Linked DNA regions of Homo sapiens: region 1 is linked to region 2. Evidence: read pairs that join two places in POLR2A ChIA-PET (ENCODE). Cell type or tissue: PC-3. All regions are shown on one strand. Links, peaks and the distances in the headings refer to the core of each region. The heading gives the core; the rest is flanking DNA. Region 1 overlaps STRN (striatin). Region 2 overlaps EIF2AK2 (eukaryotic translation initiation factor 2 alpha kinase 2).

Region 1 (8,338 bases), core at 169-8,168, 190 kb before region 2:
GGCTAGATCTGAGGAAAAGGGTCAACTGGGTTTGGGAAAAGGATTTTAGAAAGGATGATCGAGTTTCAAGTTATAGTAGGTCATCCAGGTGAAGACATTAGCAAAAACTGGACATGTACAATTTTAACTGCAAAAAAGTATCAAGACTAGTTAGAGATAATTTTGTAAATCATCCAAAGAAAAGGAATTAGGTAGAGTGAGAGGACTTCAGTCAGAGTAACTGCTGAAAAAAATATATAATTTGGTAATCAATTATCTGAATAGAGATCAGAAGCAAGATCACAAGAGACTGAGAAATGAGTAACCAAAAGCAGAAAAAGAGAAAGACAACAAAGGAACAGAGAGAGAGATGAGACTAGTAAAAAAAACTGAAGGTAGTAAATGTGGTCGTTCAGAGAAATTCAGAGTAAAATGAAGGAGAATGAGGGACAGGATGGCAATACTAATAGATAAGGGAGCTGAGAAAGGGGTTTCTTTTGTTGTTACTGGTTGGTTGGTTTGGTTTTGTTTTTTTTTTTTTTTTTTTTGAGACTGAGTCTCACTCTATCACCCAGACTGGAGTGCAGTGGCTTGATCTCGGCTCACCGCAACCTCCGTCTCTCAAGTTCAAGTGATTCTCCTGCCTCAGCCTCCTGAGTAGCTGGGATTACAGGCACGCGCCATCACGCCCAGCTAATGTTTGTATTTTTAGTAGAGATGAGGTTTCACCATGTTGGCCAGGCTGGTCTCGAACTCCTGACCTCAGGTGATCCACCCGCCTTGGCCTCCCAAAGTGCTAGGATTACAGGCGTAGTTTTTACTTAGGGAAAACTAAAATGGCATGGCAAAGTGGAGATGACCATTGGCATAATGGACTCAAGTCTGTCCAAGGTTAAGAATTACTGCTTGATTATATGCCCCATGTGAGCCAAGACCATATCTGCCTCTTCTCCATGGTATCCCCAGTGCCTAGGAGAATGCCAGATTTCAGGAAGTGTCTAATGCCCCAACCAAAAACCTTGATGAAAAAGCGTAGAATTTTTTAAATTCCACAATGACACATTTTACATGAAGCTTTGACAACTCCGGAACTTGCATATTTTAGCCTTTTTGTGTTTATTCTCACTTACTTGGCTAGCTATAAGCATCTGAAAAGCTAAATCTAAATTTTTTGAGGGGAAGCAGGCTCAGAGACAAGATTACAGTGTTTCAGTGTAAGTTCCAGATAATTGAGGCATTTATATTATTTATTTTAAAAAGCAGAGTTCAAAAAAGTTTAAATATCATAAGATATTGGTAATGTAACATAAAATCAGAAAAGGAGAATGCAAAGTAATGATAACTAGATATTTAAAATAAGATTTATCTACAAGAAAAAATATTCAATTAGTTCTCAATTTAGAAGGAATAAGACACTTGTAAAAAACTTGAAGGCATAGGCTTTAGAAAAGGAAAAAAATGTTACAGGGCCCTACTGATAACAAAAACTTTTTAGGATGTTATGTCAAAGAGATTTCCTGGCAGTCAGTGATTAACACACAAGGCGGGGTGGAAGGAGACAACACTATACTCACAACTACCAAAACCCAAGTGCAATTTGCTACAACTAGCATCAAGTAGCAATTATGAAGCCTGTGGCATCCCTGAAATGACCTCTGTCAAAATGATTTGGTATGGCCCAGGCAATGCTTTATACAATAAAATGCAGACACTATTTGCTGCACTAAAAAGCTCTTTCCAGTGGAAGTTGTAAGGCAGAACTAGCAAGCAGCAAAAGGGACAGATACACTGCTCGCCTAAAACCAAAATATACTGTACATTCACTAAATTTATGACAAACATGGTAAATATCAAAGATGTCTGAAACACAGGTCCTGCCCTTAAGGACACAATTTAGCTGACAGACAAGATATACATATATAGACACATGTTAATACATATTGAGTAACAGTGTAACCTAATATATGATTCATTCATTTAAGAACCACTTGTTAGGCAGCTACTATGTGCCAGTCACTCTACTGACCTTAGAGAAATAAAAATGCCCTTAGGTGACTCAGAGTCTACTGAGGAAACAAATATATACCAAGTATGAGATAGGACGGGTTCTCAACCCCTGGGCCACTGACCGATATGGGTCCATGGCCTGTTAGGAACTGGGTGGCATAGCAGGAGGTGAGCAGCAGGCAAGCCAGCATTACCCGCTGAGCTCCGCTTCCTGTCAGATCAGAGGCAACGCTGATTCTCATAGGAGCACGGATCCTACTGTGAACAGCCCATGCGAAGGATCTAGGTTGTGCGGCACTCCCAAGAATCTAACGCCTGATGATGTGAGGTGGAACAATTTCGTCCCGAAAATACACACGCACGCACACACACACACAATTGTGGCTTATTCAAGAATGACAATACAAAACTCGAATTAGCATTCTAAGAAACAAAAATGTGAAGGGTGGGTAGGCCTGTCTTACATTGGGAAAGGACTATATACATCTATATACTATTAACCTGAAACAAATTTTTTAAGATACCATTTTAACATCTTTTCGGATTAACTGATCAACCACCAGTCTGGATGGTGCTGGATAACAATGCTTCTGCTTTGTAATACAAGCTGTTAGGGAAGCACGAAGCTTCCTTGTGCCTGGAAGTCAGACAGGTTTCCCAGAATTAATGGAATCTTGAAAGATGATTAGAAATTCACCAGGCAAACAAGGGAGAAGAAAACATTTCAGCCCTGCACAGTGACCCTGAAGCACGAGAGAAAAAAAAAAAAAAAAAAGCCAAAATATTTGCTTCTACTTACCATGCCCAGACCCATCACTCAGCCTTTTTCTACAGCAAATTATTTAACCTTTCTTCCCAAATTTCTCACCTATGCATTTGGGAATGATTAATATCTACCACATACAGTTTTACAAGGATTAAAATAGATTGTAGATATAAAGCACTTAGCATTGTACCTGGCACACAGAAAATGCTCAATAAATGAAACTATTATTAATGTTGGCAGATAAAGAACAGAAAGAAGAAACAAAAGATAAAGTACTGGGTTGAATTACTAGGGCCATGGATACCTTCTCCCCTGGCTGACTCTACTTTTCAAGTTCAGCAAGTGCGCTGACCCAGATCACAGGCTCCTCCCTGTTCCCTCCTTTCAGCTTTACACCAATCCACATTCCTCAGGGAGCAGGTTTTGGTTGTGCCTATAATTTAAGCTCTTTTGCTCAATGGTTAACCTTCTCATTTAGGAAGTATAAACAAAAAAGGAACAAATCCCAGAATGGGCTGTAATTTTCCATCAGGTGAAACTGGCATCACCGTTGTGGAATTTGACATGGTGTTTATTTCTCATAACTAGATATACCAGTATTGGATCTGATTTCTCTCACATTCAAATGAATGCTAATGAAACCTGTGTGTTCAGTAATGAAACATTCCCCCGGCCCTTTCCTTGAATCTTTCTGGTGAGTGATGCATATTTGCCACACCCAAAATACCTATTTCACCCAACCTTATTCAATACTTCCCCAGCTCACCTTAATTCCAGGGTTCCTATTCCCTTATTTTTCTCTCCATCTCATCTACAAAACAAAATACCTACTACTTTTGTCTTCTGCCATACTGCTTCCAGTCAATTCTGTAACAAATTTTCCTTCTTCCATATCAATGTTTTCTAATATTCTAATATTCCATTATCTTATACAGATAAGGTCCTTTTTTTTTTTTTTTTTGGAAATGCAGTCTTGCTCTGTCACCCAGGCTGGAGTGCAGTGGCACAATCTCAGCTCACTGCAAGCTCCGCCTCCCAGGTTCACACCATTCTCCTGCCTCAGCCTCCCAAGTAGCTGGGACTACAGGCACCCGCCACCACACCAGGCTAATTTTTTGTACTTTTAGTAGAGACAGGGTTTCACCATGTTAGCCAGGATGGTCTCGATCTCCTGACCTCATGATCCAACCACCTCGGCCTCCCAAAGTGCTGGGATTACAGGCGTGAGCCACCGTGCCAGGCCAAGGTACTTTAAGAAAAAACAGCATTAAGTCTACCAAGAAAGTGATCTTATTTTGTCAAATAACTTTCTGCATAAGAGCAAATACACAGTTAACATATTATTCTGTTCTAACATAGCATATGTAAAACAGCCTAAAAATAGACTAATAATCAGATGTAGTGGGTCAAGACTGTAATCCCAGCTACTCTGGAGGCTGATGCAGGAGGATCAACTGAGCCCAGGAGTGTGAGGCTGCAGTGAACTATGATCATGCCTATGAATAGTCACTGCACTCCAGCCTGGGCAGAATAGAAGAGAGACACAGTCTCTTTAAAATAAAAATTAAAAATAAACTAAAAATCAAATTTTTAGGTTAACCAAATAACATAAAAATTAAAAATAACCTAAAAATCAAATCAAAGTGCTTGATCTTTGCTATATCAAAGATCACAATATTTGATATGTGATCAATAAACAAACTATATTAAAATATATATACAGAACTTAGTTAAGCTACCCTCAGAGCAAGCTAAAAAAGCTCCAAATTTGGCCAGGCGTGGTGGCTCACACCTATAATCCCAGCACTGTGGGAGGCTGAGGCAGATGGATCACTTGAGGCCAGGAGTTCAAGACCAGCCTGGCCAATATGGCAAAACCCTGTCTCTACTAAAAATACAAAAAATTAATTAGGTGTGGTGATGGGTGCCTGTAATCCCAACTACTTGGGAGGCTGAGGCAGGAGAATTGTTTGAACCCAGTAGGCAGAGGTTGCAGTGAGTTGAGATTACACCATTGTACTCCAGCCTGGGCGACAGAGTAAAGCCCTGTCTCAAACAGGGGAAAAAAAAAAAAAAAAAGAGCTCCAAATTTGCAGATTTTTTTAAGATGAAATAAGGATTTTATTTCAGTATTCCCCACAAAAAAATAAAAGTATTTAAGGAAATGAGAGAACCACTTTTTTTTTTTTTTAGATGGAGTTTCACTCTTGTTGCCCAAGCTGGAGTGGAGTGAAATGGCGTGATCTCGGCTCACTGCAACCTCTGCCTCCTGGGTTCAAGCGATTCTCCCTGCCTCAGCCTCCCAAATAACTGGGATTGCAGGCATGTGCCACAACGCCCAGCTAATTTTTTGTATTTTTAGTAGAAACGGGGTTTCACCATGTTAGCTGGGCTGGTCTCAAACTCCTGACTTCAGGCAGTCCGCCAGCCTCAGCCTCCCAAAGTGCTAGGATTAAAGGCATAAGCCACCATGCCCAGTCCAAGAACTACACTGTTAAACACTTCTGAGAAACACAAATTGTTAAAGACTTTCCTGAACCTCTTACTATACCGTTTCACTAAATTATTCTACTCGAAGAAAAACTTCAAATAATCAGTGATAAGAATTTAAATTATGACAGCTATTCAAACCATACTTAATCATCTAAATATTAAAATTCACTTGGCTCCTTCAGGTCAGAAGCAGCTACACAGAGTGAGGGACCAAAAAAAGGAGAGGATATGGTATAGAGAGCAATGCCCTGGCCTGGGTACTAGGACTCATGGGTTCTAAACTAGACTAAACCAATTCACACAGTGACCTGAGAAAAGTCACTTCCTTTCTCTAGCCCTAATTGATGAAACGGGGGATGAGATTACTTAAATTCTAAGGTCCCTCTGAGGTAAAATATTCTTAGTCTAATGAAGAAAGAAAATCGAGAGGGAGGAGGGCAGTGCACATGTGTGCATATGTGCATATGCATGCGTGTGTATCCCTGTCAGCCCTAGAATTCTAGAATTATAAGTGCCGAAATGAAAAATACAGATAAGACATCTTTGTAGAGTTAAGAACAGGTTAATGTGTGCAGTTTCTCCTCTGCCTCTGCTCTTTCCACCCCTCTCCTCCCTTCTTCTGTCTCTTCTCCCCTTCTAACCCCTTCCTCAATTTCTCTCTTGCCTCAAGCGTCCTTTCTGAACTCCAAATCTGCCTCGATTACTACGTCCAGTCCTTAATATCTACAAGCTATCACCACTTACTTCTGCCATCTCTAGCCTGTCCCCTACCTCCAACACACAACTCACTGTCCTCAAACCACTACAGATTGAGTACCGCTTATATGAAATGCTCGGGACCAGAAGTGTTTTAGATTTCAGATTTTGGAATATTTGCATATACCTAATGAGATATCTTGGGGATGAGACCCAAGTCTAAACACAAAATTCATTTATGTTTCATATATACCCTATACACACAGTTTAAACGTAATTTTACTTTTCCCTATGGGATACTAAATAAACTCTGTTGAAAAAGCACCTGCTTTTTCACTGCAACCTGCCACACGAGGTCAGGTATGGATTTTTCCACTTGTGACATCATGTCAGCACTCAAAAAGATTTAGATTTTGAAGCATTTTGAATTTGGGGTTTTTGGATTAGGGATGCTCAACCTGTACTTACAGGACAAAGAGAATGTAAGTAGCTACTATGATAAACGGATCACTGAAACTGGTTCTTGGCTTCTACAATAGGACTTATATAAATAATAAATCTAATGCCTTCTGTCCATAGAAATCTCAACCAACAAAAAAGCAAACCACTTACTGGACACCCATCATATATCACATATTTTGCATATTTATCTTTTTTAAACCTTACAGCGATCCTGCTTAGTAGGGATATTATCACCCACATTTACAAAAATGAGGCCTAGAAAAATTGTAAAATGAAAGTGATAGAGATGTCTGACTCTGAGGCCCATACTTTCAACTGTCCAATTATGATGGTCAACAGATTGTTTTGTCAGATTGGCCACCGAGGCAAGAAACGCCAAAGATCCAAGGACAATTTTATTTCTAATGGCCCAGAATTGAAACCTGGATGCTACACACATTAGCAAATCAAAAGTATAGCTGACATCAAGGAGATAGCAGGTGGGCAAAGGGGACTCTATCCAGATTATCTGAACTTTCAAACACCTTTCATTGACTGCATAGCAAAGGGTTTTGTTTGTTTTAAACTCTGCTTCAGTTATCAAGATTTTGGAGAAAAACTGTAGGTCTCCCTTTACCATTCAAAGAAAAGTAGATTTGAAATAAAGTTCAGGACTAAATAGGCACATCTCTTGATAAAGAAGTGCTGTCTGTCAACATTATTTCTCCCCCAAAAATTAGTAGGGCCATTCTTATTTGTCAGATTTTGAAAGTAAAATAAGAGAATTCAGTTTCCAGTTATGGTGCCCCACAACAATTCTTCTACTGAACGCAGCCAAAAATTCTGGACAAAATATTTTCACAATTTTCTTAAAAGCAACACAAAAATAGGAAGGAATTATCTGGCCAAAATAAAAGGGAAAATGGGAACCCAGTGAGGTAAAGGAACAAAAAGCCATTTTTGCCCTTAGGATATTGACCAATCACAACAAACAGCCTTGCAGGACTCAAGGAGCAAAAATCAAACACCCTACCCCTCCAGAGTGGACAGTCTAATAGGTGATATACCTCACATTTAGCTAGATCCCTAAAGGGCTTATGTCTTCAAAGCAAAGACAAAACAGAAGTATATTGGCCCTCAAATGTATTCACAACCAAAATTCACATCAGCTGGGTGGCCCAAACATCTTAAGTAATGCATTTACTTTAAAGTGATTCCAGGCCTGGCAGTGGCTCACGTCTGTAATTCCAGCACTTTGGGAGGCGGAGGCGGGCAGATCACTTGAGGCCAGGGGTTCAAGACAAGCCTGGCCAACATGGCAAAACCTCGTCTCTACTAAAAATACAAAAATTAGCCAGGCGTGGTGGTGCACACCTATAGTCCCAGCCACTCCGGAGGCTGAGGCACAAGAATCGCTGGAACCTGGAAGGCAGAGGTTGCAGTAAGCCAAGATCACACCACTGCACTCCAGCCTGGGTGACAGTAAGACCATCTCAAAAAATAAAAATAAAAAATAAAGTGGCCCCAGACTGGTAATAACTCTAGACATCTACCAGAAGGAAATGTAAAAAACAAAAAACAAACAAAAAAAAACCTTTCTGAAGAAGATACCTTTATTTGAGAGCTCAGATTAGTCTCATAGTTCTTCTTTTTGTCTTTTTTTTTTTTTTTTTTTTTTTTTTTTGAGGTGGAGTCTCTGTTGCCCAGGCTGGATTGCAGTGGTGCAATCTCGGCTCACTGCAACCTCTGCCTCCCAGGTTCAGGTGATTCTCCTGCCTCAGCCCCCCGAGTAGCTGGGATTACAGGCGCCCATCACGACGCCCAGCTAATTTTTTTTTTTTTTTTTTTTTTGAGACAGTCTCACTCTGTTGCCCAGGCTGGAGTACAGTGGCGCGATCTTGGCTCACTGCAAGCTCCGCCTCCTGGGTTCAAGTGATTCTCCTGCCTCAGCCTCCT
Region 2 (8,338 bases), core at 253-8,252:
ACATGCCACCACACCCGTCTAATTTTTTTTTTTTTTTGTAGCGACATGGTTTTGCTGTGTTGCCCCGGCCAGGTGGTCTGAAACTCCTGAGTTCGGCCAGGTGCAGTGGCTCAAGCCTGTAAACCCCAGCACTTTAGGAGGCTGAGGTGGGTGGATCATGAGGTCAGGAGTTCAAGACCAGCCTGGCCAACATAGTGAAACCCCATCTCTACTAAAAATAAAAAATTAGCCGGGCACGGTAGCAGGCGCTTGTAGTCCCAGCTACTCAGTAGGCTGAGGCAGGAGAATTGCTTGAACATGGGAGGCGGAGGTTGCAGTGAGCCGAGATCGTGCCACTGCACTCTAGCCTGGGCAACAGAGCGAGATTCCATCTCAAAAAAAAAAAAAAAAAAACTCCTGAACTCAGGAGATCCACCTGCCTTGGCCTCCCAAAGTGCTGGGATTACAGGTGTGAGCCACCACACCCAGCCCAGCCTGGAGTTTAAAAACTACCCTGAGTTGCCACCAGAAATTTTATCCCTCTGAGGCCTCATGGCCCCATGGTGCATGGCTCATCGGTACGACACAGAATGGAGGAATCATTTTGCTAAATCACTGGCTGTCTTGGCATAATGTTAACACAGTCTAACCTCAAGTCAACTTCAGAGGGAATTTTAAAACATAAAAATTTAATCCAAAGGCAATACGTACCACTGAGGTTTCTTCTGATAATATCTGAAGATATGCAAGTTTAGCGGCCAATTGTTTTGCTTCCTGTTTAGTAGAACCTGTACCAATACTATATTCTTTCTGTCCCATTTTGCATTTATAATGAAATCTAGGAGAAATCATAGAAGGTACTTATCCAAACATGAAAAATATAGCAAATCCAACTTAGGATTCAAAAAAAATAACATATTAACAGAGATCTTAAGATAACACCAATTTATTAGATAGATTTATAGTTCATATCTTGCATAATTTAAACCCTCAGTAACATGCCTGACCAATTTCTCTGAATACCCAGGATCAGCTGACATCTGAGCTTGCATTTTCCAGGCAATTTCTAATTTTTTGTTGCTTTGCTGAAAGATCTGGCACAAAGGCACTAAGTGGTGATTTTTTTTTTTTAATTCCCCAAAGGTCAAAAGATACGGAGGTAGAAAAGAAAGAAAGAGATCCAGTGAATTTTTTCAGAGGTGCTCAAATGGGAAGGAAAAAGCCAGCAGAGAAAGTAGGCTTCCACAGGAGAAGCTATGAGGTTATAGTGTAGGGGAAGAGCAAAGCATGGATTCTGCTCTAACTTCACCATTGTCTGCCATCTGCTCATGTGCACAAAAATTTGAGAAAATCCCCACAGTGCAGATTCCCTATACTAAAGTCCACACTCTCCTCCTATTAGATGTAAGGACATTTGTGGTTAGGCAAGGATACTTGGACAATTATATAATAACTATTTTTAAGGGATAAAACAATGGACATGGCAATTTATATCACAGGGTTACTATCTATTACTGAAAAATGATTCCAGTATTTGAACTCCTTTTGCTTTATGTTTCTGTTGGAAGCCATCGAGAGAAACACATCCAAACAGGGTGAGTCTTCCCCGCTAGACCCTGAATTAAATAGCTGGGTTGAGTGACTGGATCATTTCTATAGCTCCTATTTTTTTCAGATACTGCCCCCCCCCGCAAACAGATTTCTTCTTTCTTTTAGGTATCTAATGTTAGCATAATTTAAAGAAACCAAAAAAGTGAGCTACAGAAAATAAAATCATCTCTTAATTATTGAGATTGACTCACAGATTCACTTTTGACTATTTCATTCCAATGAATACTATAACATTTTTCTCTTCCTGGTTTTGGCTCAAAAGCCATGACTGTAAATAGCTGAGTCAATTCATAGAAGTGTATCCTAAAGTGATGATTTAAACTATTTGCCATGTAGATATTTTTTTTCTTCTTTCTCTTTAACTGGTTGGTTGTAGTTGAAAAACAATTGCCTCATACTCATTTGATTTCTGCTTTTTTCAGTTCCAATCCATTCTTTATCCTATTTCCACACATCTTAGCTCACTGGTGATGTTCTCAGTAACTTTGAAACTCTAGTTCATCTGTCTCATCAGATCCCTCAAATCCCGGTCTCCTCATAGTCTAGGGCTAAAGCTCATTCCTTCTGATACATGGTATTTGTTCATTTAATCAAATTTGAAGGACAAATACCTGGACAAAGAGCTCCCTGATCTGACAAGGGTGAAGAGTGATTCTATACATGTGGCAGAGAGGTTTTCAGACAGTTACCACCATCATGTCCTCAATGATGAAAAGATTTCTGTATTCTTCGAGCAGTGGCACCCTGTACTCTCTTGGGTGTTCCACAGACTAAACCATCCAGCTACTTCTCTGAAATAAAGGATTACCCTAATTTGATCAATTATGGTAAATGGGTTCCATGGCTTCAGCAATTAAGCATTTTAATTACAAATTATAAATCCAATTACTTATCAATCATGTAAAACCTTGCATACAGAATGCTTAAAAGGACACATATTTCTGGAAAATTAGACACGAAAATAAACCAACTTTATTGCTTAAATACAATGAAACAGAAAGAAAAGCCAAATTATGTCTTACCCTTCTGGCCCATGCACCCCCGATGCACACTGTTCATAATTTACAGTTAGTCTTTTCTTCTGGGCAATTCTATTGATAAGGCCTATGTAATTCCCCATGGATAATCCTTCTGAAGAATTCGTTGTTGTCAATAATAAAGGACTAACTGCCTACAAAGAAAAAAAATTCCTGTTTAATATAAATGACAACAAAGATTTAACCTTTTAAAAATCATTCTTCTAATAAAATTACTAAATGAGCAATTTGAAAGACAACTTGGATGTTATATATTTTCCTATTATATTACCTTGAGCAAAAGTGTGACTACGTATCTCCCTCTACCAGAAAAAAATCGACGAAGATAGATTTTAACAATAGGAAAGAAGTCACTTTTTCTTGTTTGTCCTTGGAAAGTACTATAACACTTTCTAGCTTGTTATACCCTTTCTAATCTCAAAAAACAAGGCAAGAGATATTACAGTAAAGCTGTATACTGGATCATAACTTAATGAAAAAGATGAATATAATAGCATCATTTCTACTATTATTATCTCTACCTTTTTTTCTTAGTCCGACAAAAATCTTGTCCAAAGTTTTGATATTTTTTTAATTTTTTTCAGACAGGGTGTCACTTTGTCACCCAGGCTAGAGTGCAGTGGTGCAACCTCAGCTCACTGCAGCCTTGACCTCCTGGGTTCAAACCATCTTCCTGTCTCAGCCTCACAAGCACCTGGAACTACAGGCACACACCACCATGCCTGGGTAATTTTTTTGTATTTTTTGTAGAGACAGCGTTTGGCCATATTGCCCAGGCTGTTCTCGAACTCCTAAGCTCAAGTTATCTGCCCGCCTCAGCCTTCCAAAATGCTAGGATTAGAGGTGTGAGCCACCACACCCGGCTGAGTTTTGCTATTTTATTAATCTTGTCAAAAAACTAGCTTTTGGTTTTATTGATCTTTTTTTTTTATTTTTTATTTCTTTTATAGTAATTTCAACCATTGTTATTTTCTTTCTTCTGCTTTTTGGGGGTAAAACATTCTGTTTTTTGTTTTTTCTAACTTCTTGACTCAATTTTCTACCTCATTAATAATTATACTTTGCACTTTTGCTTGAGTTAAAAAAAAATTGGTTAGAAGGGTATCTTTAAGTAGATTTTTCAAGAAAGAACCTTGAAACCTAAATTTTCCCAACATTTTCCAAATCTGAGAATGGCCCTCTGGTGTCTAAAATGTAAATGACTTCATGTTTCATTTTATAAGCATTGCTACACTATCTCCTGGTTTATAATGTTGCTGTGCACAGCATGAAATTTTAAAAATTTTTACATTTTACATAGTTTTCCTCTTCTCTCTAGATGCTTATAAAATTCTTTCCTCATCTCTGGAGCACAGTACTTTCATAAGAATCAATGTTGGGGCCGGGCGCGGTGGCTCACACCTGTAATCCCAGCACTTTGGGAGACCAAAGCGAGTGGATCACGAGGTCAGGAGTTAAACACCAGCCTGGCCAACATAGTGAAACCCTGTCTCTACTAAAAATATCAAAAAATTAGCTGGCCGTGGTGGTGGGTGCCTGTAATCTCAGCTACTCAGGAGGCTGAGGCAGAGAATTGCTTGAACATGGGAGGCGGAGGTTGCAGTGAGATTGTGCCACTGCACTCCAGCCTGGACAACAGAGCGAGACTCTGTCTCAAAAAAAAAAAAAAAAAAGAATCAATGTTGGTCTGGGTGGTTCTAAATTTTCCTGTATCTATTAAGTTGTTTTAATCTGCAGTCAAGTCTTTCTTTATTTCATAAACATTGTCTGCTGAAATCTCTTCAGATCATTTTCTTCTGCACTATTTACTCTGTTCTTATTTTCCGGGATACCAGTCACATGTATATTGGTTCTCCATTACCTGCTCTCTGTAAACACTTGGCTCGCTATATCCACGGGTTTCAAATCCCTGGATTCAACCAATCATGGATCAAAAATATTTGGAAAAAAAATGATGGTTGCATCTGTACTAAATATATGCAGATTTTTTTTCTTGTATTATTCCCTAAACAATACAGCATAACAACTACTTATAGCTGGGTGTGGTGGCTCATGCCTGCAATCCTAGCACTTTGGGAGGCTGAGGTGGGCAGATTGCTTGAGTCCAGGAGTTCAAGACCAGCCTGGGCAACATAGTGAGACTCCATCGCTACAAAAAATGCAAAAATTGGCCAGGTGTGGTGGCTCGTGCCTGTAGTCCCAGCCAGTTGGGATGCTAAGGTGGGAGGATCACCTGAGCCTGGGGAGATTGAGGCTGCAGTGACCCTTGATCATGCCACTGCACTCCAGCCTGGGTGACAGAGTACGACCCTGTCTCAAAAAACGACAACAACAACAACAAAAAAACTATTTACATAGCATTTACATTGTATTAGAGATATTATAAGTAATCTAGAGATGATCTAAAGGATAATCATGTACTACATAATCACATTTTGGTCAACAATGGACTGCATATATGACAGTGGTCCCATAAGATTATAATGGAGCTAAAAAATTACTGTCATCTAATGAGGTCATAGCCACTGTAATGGCTAAATTTCATATTTTTAGTACAGACAGCATTTCGCCATATTGCCCAGGATAATTTTAAACTCCTGGGTTACAGCACAATGCATTACTCACACATTTGTGGTGACACTACTGTAAACAAATCTACTGTTCTACAGTCTTATAAAAAAGTCTAGCACACACAATTATGTATAGTACATAATACTGGATAATGATAAGTAACTTACTGGTTTATATATTTACTATACTTTTTTTATCATTATTTTAGAAGTTACTCCTTCTACTTAAAAAAAAAAAAGTAAACTGTAAAACAGCCTCAGGCAGGTCCTTCGGTAGGTAATCCAAAAGAAGGAATTGCTACAATAGGAGATGACACCTCCATGTATGTTATTGCTCCTGAACACTTTCCAGAGGGACAAAATCTGGAGGTGGAAGATGGTGATGTAGATGATCCTGACGCTGTGTAGGCCTAGGCTGATGTGTGTGTTTGTGTTGTAATTTTTTTTCTTTCTTTTTTTTTTTTGAGACAGGGTCTTGCTCTGTTGCCCAGGCTGGAGTGCAGTCAGAAGATCACAGCTCACTGCAGCCCTGACCTCTCAGGCACGTGATCCTCCCGCCTAGCCTCCTGAGTAGCTGGAACTACAGGCACATGCCACCAAGCCCGGCTAATGTTTTGTGTTTTTAGTACAGACAGGGTTTCACCATGTTGCCTAGGCTAATCTCAAACTCCCAAATTCAAGTGATCCACCTACCTTGACCTACCAAAGTGCTGGGACTACAGGCATGAACCACCACACCCAGCCTTTGTTTTGTTTTGTTTTGTTTTGAGACAGGGTCTCACTCTGTCACCCAGGCTGGAGTACAGTGGCACAATCATGGCTCCTCGACATCCCAGGCATGAACCGCTATGCCCAACCATGATTTAATTTTTTACAACAAAGTTTAAAAGTTAAAAAAAAAAGTTTAAAATTTTAAAAATAGAAAAAAGCTTATAGAATAAACATGTAAAGAAACAAAATATTTTTGTACAGCCATACTATGTGTTTGTTTGTGGTTTTGTGGGTTTTTTTTTTTTTTTTTTTGAGACAGAGTCTTGCCTTGTCGCCCAGGCTGGAATGTAGTGGCACGATCTCGGCTCACTGCAACCTCCGCTTCCTGAGTTCAAGCAATTCTCCTGCCTCAGCCTCCCAAGTAGCCGGAATTATAGGTGCCCACCACCATGCCCGGCTAATTTTTGTATTTTCAGTAGAGACAGGGTTTCACCGTGTTGGCCAGGCTGATCTTAAACTCCTGACCTCAGGTGATCTGCCTGCCTTGGCCTCCCAAAGTGCCAGGATTACAGGCATGAGCCACCGCGCCTGGCCGCGTTTGTGTTTTAGGCTAAGTGTTATTTGGAAAGAGTGAAAATGTTAAAAATAAGAAGTTTATAAAGTAAAAGAGTTATAGTAAGCTAAGGTTAATTTATTATTGAAGAAAAAAAATTTAAATAAAATGAATGTTGCTTATGTATACAGTGTTTATAAAGTCTACAGTGGTAAACAATAATGCCCTAGGCCTTCACATTCATTCACCACCCACTTGCTGACAAACTCAGGGCAACTTCCAGTCCTGCAAGCTCTATTTATGCATGGTATGTGCCTTATATGGGTGTACTTTTGCTTGTCTTTTTTTTTTTTTTTTTTTTTTTTTTTTTTTTTTTTTTTGAGATAGGATCCCCAGGCTGGAGTGCAGTGGCACAACCTCAGCTCACTGCAACCTCCTTCTCCCGGGTTCAAGCAATTCTCCTACCTCAGCCTCCCAAGTAGCTGGGATTACAGGCGTCCACCACCACGCCCAGCTAATTTTTTGTATTTTTAGTAGAGACAGGGTTTCACCATGTTGGCCAGGCTGGTTTTCAACTCCTGACCTCAGGTGATCCACCCGCCTCAGCTTCCCAAAGTGCTAGGATTACAGGTGTGAGCCACCAAGCCCAGCCTTTTGTCTTTTATACTGTATTTTTACCGTACTTTTTCTGTGTTTAGATATGTTTAGATACATGAATACTAAACATTGTGTTACAATTGGCTACAGTATTCAGTACAATAATATGCTGTATAGGTTCGTAGTCTAGGAGCAATAAGCTATACTACACAGCCTAGGTGTGTACTGGTTGTACCATTCAGGATTGTGTAAGTACCTCTATGATGTTTGCCCAATGAGGAAATTGCCCAAAGGTGCATTTCTCACAATGTATTCTCCTTGTTAAGCAATGCATAACTGTATATGGGAAGATGTAAATAGGTTATATGTAAATACTATGCCATTTTATATAAAGGACTTGAGCATCAGTGAATTTTGGCATCCACAGGGAGTCCTGGTACCAATTCCCCACAGAGAGTGAGTGACCACTGTACATTATTCTCCCTACAATCACTTTCATCTCTTTTTCCTTTTTTACTGTACTTCCTCATTTAGGTGGAGGGGACTCCTCCCAGAACCTGTCAGCTCATTTCCCACTGAACACTTCTCACCTTTCCATATTTGTTCAACTTTAGAGTATTTAACTGCTGCTGACACTCTAAATAACTATTATCCAGCTTTGCCCATGGTGTCCTAGGTGTGGCTCTCACTCAGGGTTTCATAGAAATGAAGATAGGGTGAATGACTTAACCAAACTCTTGAATGTAAGGGAACGTGTGAATGGCTTTACTCTGTATGAAAGTATTTTCTCACAGAGAGAAACAGAAAATGTATTTGCAAGTTCCCATTTATTAGGAAAAAAGGCAATCACTCACCTTCTTTTCCTTATTAAGTATCTCAACAGCTAATTTGGCTGCGGCATTTTTTGCTTCCTTCTTTGATCTACCTTCACCTTCTGGAAATTCTCTTCCATCTATTATAACTTGAAATGTAAACCTGATTACAAAGAGAATATTCATAAAATATTATACAACTCATGCACTATCTAAAAACAAGTACTCTAGTCATCACTACCTCCTATGACTACCTTTGAGGGTTTGAACCTACATTCAATATAGCATTTAAGCAGTCACCTCAAACAGTAAAGCAGCATGTCTTGTTGAAGCATGGAAAGGTTTCTACCCTCTTTTCTCTCTGGAGTCAACTGTGGCTCCACCATGGTTCCCACTTTATGCCAAGAGCACTCTCACAAAACTAAAGTGTTGACCTCAAAGTTGTGCCAGAGTTGCCATTCCCCCAGC

What was found. ChIA-PET counts read pairs that join two places held together with the same protein. Peaks named below come from ENCODE experiments on the same cell type or tissue, not always from the same donor. Only the 100,000 strongest peaks of a DNase experiment are listed, where the experiment ranks them.
Region 1: POLR2A ChIA-PET joins it to region 2 with 7 read pairs; 9 of 35 experiments call an interaction of 5 or more read pairs at or near these places.

What each region holds. Positions count from the first base shown.
Region 1 is chr2:36,949,707-36,958,044 of GRCh38, forward strand. The region is part of intron 1 of STRN (striatin); the gene reads right to left. Among named protein-coding and RNA genes, the nearest start is that of STRN, 13 kb to the right of the region's middle. In PC-3, for the core only: no CTCF peak of the experiment used is centred there; DNase peaks (open chromatin) are centred at 2,005 and 3,345; H3K27ac peaks cover 2,004 bases.
Region 2 is chr2:37,138,941-37,147,278 of GRCh38, forward strand. It overlaps EIF2AK2 (eukaryotic translation initiation factor 2 alpha kinase 2), which reads right to left. Exons shown (of 17, transcript NM_001135651.3): 4 at 7,913-8,033; 5 at 2,613-2,761; 6 at 691-817. Among named protein-coding and RNA genes, the nearest start is that of EIF2AK2, 14 kb to the right of the region's middle. In PC-3, for the core only: a CTCF peak has its summit at 3,806; no DNase peak of the experiment used is centred there.